Linked DNA regions of Homo sapiens: region 1 is linked to region 2. Evidence: read pairs that join two places in POLR2A ChIA-PET (ENCODE). Cell type or tissue: MCF 10A. All regions are shown on one strand. Links, peaks and the distances in the headings refer to the core of each region. The heading gives the core; the rest is flanking DNA. Region 1 overlaps KIAA1671. Region 2 overlaps SGSM1 (small G protein signaling modulator 1).

Region 1 (2,911 bases), core at 214-2,713, 150 kb after region 2:
GTGGCTTTGCACGAGTGATTTCACCTCCCTGAGCCTCAGTTCTTCTGCAGAAAGAAGATGACAAAATTTCTTCCATGAGGTCATTGTAAGATTAGATACAGCAACCATTTATAAAGTCTCTGGCACATAGTAGGCTCTTAAAAAAAAAAAAAAAAAGGGAGACCTCGGCTGGGGACGGTGGCTCACACCTGTAATGTGTGTGAGCACATTGCAAGGCTGAGACAGACAGATCACCTGAGGTCAGGAATTCGAGACCAGCCTGGCCAATGTGGTGAAACCCTGTCTCTACTAAAAATACAAAAATTAGCCAGGCATGGTGGCGTACACTTGTAATACCAGCTACTCGGGAGGTTGAAGCGAGAAAATCGCTTGAACCCGGGAGGCTGAGGTTGCAGTGAACTGAGATCACGCCAGTGCACGCCAGCCTGGGTGACAAGAATGAAACTCCGTTTAAAAAAAAAAAACGGGAGACCTCCCCCATAAAAAGATGAGCTTAGACCAGGCGCAGTAGCTCACACCTGTAATCCCAGCACTTTGGGAGGCCAAGGCAGACAGATCACGAGGTCAGGAGTTCAAGACCAGCCTGGCCAACATGGTGAAACCCTGTCTTTGCTAAAAATACAAAAAAATTAGCCGGGCATGGTGGCGACACCTGTAATCCCAGCTACTCGGGAGGCTGAGGCGGGAGAATCGCTTGAACCCGCGAGGTGGAGGTTGCAGTGAGCCAAGATTGTGCCATTGCACTCCAGCTTGGGCAACAAGAGTGAAACTCCATCTCAAAAAAAAAAAAAAAAAAAAAGAAAAGGATGAGCTTAAGGTTTTAAAAAATGTGTGTAAGTTGTCCCAAAGAATTATTTTATAAATCATAATGTAAATCTTCCTTGCTTGTTGTAGTAGCAGAAATAGCAACAATGGCAGTAATAAAAAGTAAAAACTAACACTGATTCACTGCTTCTTATAGGCCAGTTCCTCTGACATAGATTTTGTGTGTTTATAGGATCCTCATAACAACCTATGAAGAAAAATGGTAGTGTTATTCCCATTTTATAGATGAGGAAACTGGGGCTCCAAGAGGTGAAACGCCTTGCTTCGCAGCTAGTGGCAGGCAGGGAGGACTAGAGCTTTGTTATTAATACACGAGAATCTCATTCCAGTGTAATACCCCTGCCTGTTGGAGAAACAGCTGTATTTTCACAGGCCCCAGGTCAGGGCTGAGGCTCCCAGCTGACTTTGTGTTGATAGTTCTTTCCTTTTTGTTTTGCTTCCTCAGGGAGGAAAGCCTCTTCTGGGGAGTCCTGTTTACCGATGGCTTAGCGAGCACTGCCGAGGGAAGGAAATTTTGGGTCTGTAGGGCCTCCCTGCAGAAGGGGAGCCCAGCGGGTGCATTGGGTGCACCGAGGTCACTGTACACTCACACCACCTGGCCTGTCTGGACTTGAAGCCTGGGTTTTGGCAGGCACTGCCCGCTCAGCCTTGCCCAGTGCCCTGGGCAGGGCTGGGGAGTGGCTTGGTTAGGGAACTCCCAGTGCCCTTTGGCCTGGGAAGCTGCCCAAGTTTGTCTTTCCCTTTCATTTTAGGCCCCAGCACTGGAAAGTGCTTGTCTTTGTTTCTAGAATGCTTGCTCACCTGCATACCTGGGACTGTGCTTATCAAGTGAAGAGGTTCTAGGCAATGAGAGAGAATATAGAATGTATTAAAATGAGTCCTGGGCTGGGCATGGTGGCTCATGCCTGTAATCTTAGTGCTTTGGGAGGCCGAGGTGGAAGGATTGCTTGAGCCCAGGAGTTTGAGACCAGCCTGGGCAACAGAGTGAGACCCTGTCTCTACAAAAAATTTAAAAAATTAACCAGGCGTGATGGTGCACACACCTGTAGTCTCAACTGCTCGGGAGGCTGAGGCATGAGGATAGCTTGAGCCAGGGAGGTTGAGGCTGCAGTGAGCTGTGATTGTGCCACTGCACTCCAGCCTGGGTGACAGAGCAAGAGCCTGTCACAAATGAATGAACGAATGAATGAATGGGTTCTAGGCCTGAAGTCAGGCCTCCTGAGTTTTAGTCCAGCTTCTGTGCTGTGTGTTCTTGAGTATACCCCCTCCCCTCTCTGGACCTTTTTTTTACAGGAGGACAAGGAACTGGATAGGTAGATTCTAGAGCCTCTTATTTCTGCCATACATTCTGGGAAGAATTAAAACCAGCCTTTTAAAAGACAGGGCCTAGAAAAATCACAATTTGCTGACAGGGCCTACTGTGTGCCAAGTCCCTTGTTAGGGAGGTACTGTTAGGTGCCTTCTTGTCAAATCCTCGGAATGACTCAGGCAGTTGGTATTACCAACCCCCTTTACAGTTGAGGAAACGGAGGCTCAGAAAGATAAAGCCCTCCTCAATGTCATAAGCTTGGGGTAAGAGGCTGCAGAGCCTGTATTTGAACTCAGGTCTTCCTCCTGCAAAGCTCTGACTCCATCAGAAATACCTTCTCTCCCATCGGAAGTTCCAGTGCTGTGTGTCCTTTCTTCTCTTGGGATAGTTGATCATTTTCATCTTTGTTATTTGTTGAGCATCTACTGTTTACCAAGGCCTGCACTGGGCCTTGGGCCTCAGAGCTGCCTGGGGCCTGGCCTCCGCCCTCAAGGAGGACAGAGAAGAGGAGGCAGAGAGCAGCAGGCCTAGGGCTCTGATCCCAGCCTCGGCCCCATTGTCCCCCAGCCTTGAAGCAAAACCGTTTCCCTTGACACACTTAAGACTTGGATGAGGGCCGGGCGCGGTGGCTCACACCTGTAATCCCAGCACTCTGGGAGGCCAAGGTGGGCGGATCATGAGGTCAGGAGATCGAGACCATCCTGGCTAACACGGTGAAACCCTGTCTCTACTAAAAAATACAAAAATTTAGCCGGGCGTGGTGGCGGGTGCCTGTAG
Region 2 (2,911 bases), core at 302-2,801:
CAATCCACAACCCAAATACCCAAGTACGGTTTAGCATCACCCTGTGTCTTGTTTGGGGCTGGTGTAACAAAGTACCGTGACTGGGTAGCTTCAAAACAACAGGAATTCTCTAGTGACTAGAAGTCTGAGATCAGGGCGGCAGCATGGTTGGTATCTGGTGAGGGCCTTCTTCCTTTTTGCACACTGCAGACTTTTAATCATGTCCTCACATGGCAGAAAGGGGGTGAGAGGTCTTTGGGGTCTCTTTTATAAGAGCACAAATCCCGACGGGGTGCAGTGGCTCACGCCTATAATCCCAGCACTTTGGGAGGCCGAGGCGGGTGGATCACCTGAGGTCAGGAGTTCGATACCAGCCTGGCCAACATGATGAAACCCTGTCTCTACTGAAAATACAAAAATTAGCCGGGCGTGGTGGTGGGCGCCTGTAATCCCAGCTACTCAGGAGGCTGAGGCAGGAGAATCGCTTCAACCCAGGAGGCAGAGGTAGCAGTGAGTTGAGACCATGCCACTGCACTCCAGCCTGGGCAACAGAGCAAGACTCTGTCTCAAAAAAAAAAAAAATAAAATAAAATAAAACAAACAAAAAACAGTACTAATCCCATCCAAGAGTCATCCTCATGGCTTAAATTACCTCCCAGAAGCTCTTCCTCCTAATACCACCACTTTGGGATTAGGATTCTATTTATTTACTTATTTATTTAGAGACAGAGTCTTGCTCCATTGCCCAGGCTGGAGTGCAGTGGTGCGATCTCGGCTCAATGAAGCCTCTGCCTCCCAGGTTCAAGCGATTCTCCTGCCTCAGCCTCCTGAGTAGCTGGGACTACAGGTGCCTGCCACCACATCCGGCTAATTTTTGTATTTTTGTAGAGATGGGGTTTCACCTTGTTGGTCAGGCTGGTCTTGAACTTCTGACCTCAGATGATCCACCTGCCTCGGCCTCCCAGAGTGCTGGGATTACAGGTGTGAGCCACCGTGCCCAGGCGTGGATTAGGACGTTAAAATATGAATTTTAGAGGGATATGCCAAAACACTGGGTCTGTAACTCCCTGCAGAACGGTGTGATACAGAGATGATTGCAATACGGTTTCCTGTCCTCAGTGTGCCCAGAAATGAACTGGTACCTCTTAGTTTCTAAACCAGTTCCAATAATAATAGCTTTCTGATAAAAATAACAATAATTGGCCGGGAGCAGTGGCTCACGCCTGTAATCCCAGCACTTTGGGAGACCGAGGCGGGCGGATCATGAGGTCAGGAGATCGAGACAATCCTGGCTAACATGATGAAACCCCATCTCTACTAAAAATACAAAAAATTAGCTCGGTGTGGCGGTGTGTGCCTGTAGTCCCAGCTACTCGGGAGGCTGAGGCAGGAGAATGGCATGAACCTGGGAGGCGGAGCTTGCAGTGAGCAGAGATTGCACCACTGCACTCCAGCCTGGGCGACAGAGCAAGACTCTGTCAAAAAAAAAAAAAAACAATAATCACAACCCCAGTAATAATTATAATTAGTATTTATTGGGCACCTACTTTGTCCAGGCCTGCCTTGTCCCAGTATGTTAGCCGCGAGTCACAAGTGCATATCTGCATTTCAATCAAGTTAAATTTAAATTAAATTGAAAATGCAGTTCCTCAGTCACACTAGCCATATTTCAAGCGCCCAGTAGCCACGTTTGGCTGATGATAACGTGGGACAGCACGGGTATAGAGCATTTCTCAAAAAGCCTATCCTGTTCCAGACAGTATGCTATGCACTTTATATGCATTAGTGTATGTAATGTCAAAAGAGAGCAAACCCAAGAAGCATCAGAGGGAACAGATGAGGAAACTGAGGCCCGAGGTCACCCAGCAAATAGCAGAGCTGGAGATTGACCTGTTGATGTTTTTACTTACCCAGAGTGCCTCCCTTGATCTGGCACCAGCTATGTGCTGGGTCCTGTTTGAGGCCCTCTGCCTCTATTTATTATCCCATTTTACAGATAAGTACTATAAATTGAAGCACAGAGAAGTGAAGTGACTTGCCCAAGGTCACACAGCTGGTAAGAGATGGAGACAGGATTTGAAACCAGTGTTAGACACACTATTGGATTGCTTCTTCTAAGGTCAGATGGAGGTGGTTAGTCCTTATCTAGAAAGGTGATAAGTGCTTTCTGATGTACCTGTGTGTGTTTTAAGCAATAATTTGGGAATTTCCTTTTCCGTTTTCTGCAGCTGCCCAAACCACCTTCCCCTCCACGCCCCCAAGTTTGGCTGTCTTCCAGGGATCTTGGGTGGGCTCCAAGTCTTCGTGTATCTTCCTCATCCATGAGGCCCCTGGGTCTGTGGAGATGGGGGTGCTGCCAGGGAAGCCAGACGCAAGCAGTGGGCAGGCACCCAGGAGGAGGCTGGCCAGTCTCCAGGGTGTGGGCTGGGAATGGAAAACGTGCAGGCTGGCTTCTCTGGGGATAGAAGGAGGCTGGGGAGTGTCTTCACAGCTCCATCCTCTCCTGTGCATGGGCGTGGCAGCCTGAAGGACCTTTATACAAGAATGTCCCCGAGAGAATGCCTTGGAATCAGGCCCCGGGGGAGCCTTCTGGTCAAGGGGTGTCTGAGGAACCTGGGCAGGGTGATAAGGGGAGGCTCATTTGTAGGAACCCCAGCCCCAGAACACCCCTTCCAGGTCATGGCAGGTTGGCTGGCCCTCACACTGTCACAGGACAATGCTGGTGCCTATTTATAGCAAGCCAGTGAACGATTAACTCGGGCCAGGTTGGCAGCAGCCAAGTTAGCGGTGTTTGCTTCTCCCATAAGCCCCAATAACCATGTTTAGGGCAGGTTATGCGGGGAGGAATTGGAGGAAGAATTTTTCTAATACTCTAAAGGTCCACAGGCTCTTATCATTTTTCATTCCCCCCTCCCCACTGCCACCTATCCCA

Evidence for each region. Peaks named below come from ENCODE experiments on the same cell type or tissue, not always from the same donor. Only the 100,000 strongest peaks of a DNase experiment are listed, where the experiment ranks them.
Region 1: POLR2A ChIA-PET joins it to region 2 with 5 read pairs; 2 of 35 experiments call an interaction of 5 or more read pairs at or near these places.

The regions. Positions count from the first base shown.
Region 1 is chr22:24,964,963-24,967,873 of GRCh38, forward strand. All of the region lies in intron 1 of KIAA1671, which reads left to right. Among named protein-coding and RNA genes, the nearest start is that of KIAA1671, 14 kb to the left of the region's middle. In MCF 10A, for the core only: no CTCF peak of the experiment used is centred there; a DNase peak (open chromatin) is centred at 1,479.
Region 2 is chr22:24,817,685-24,820,595 of GRCh38, forward strand. The region is part of intron 2 of SGSM1 (small G protein signaling modulator 1); the gene reads left to right. Among named protein-coding and RNA genes, the nearest start is that of SGSM1, 13 kb to the left of the region's middle. In MCF 10A, for the core only: no CTCF peak of the experiment used is centred there; no DNase peak of the experiment used is centred there.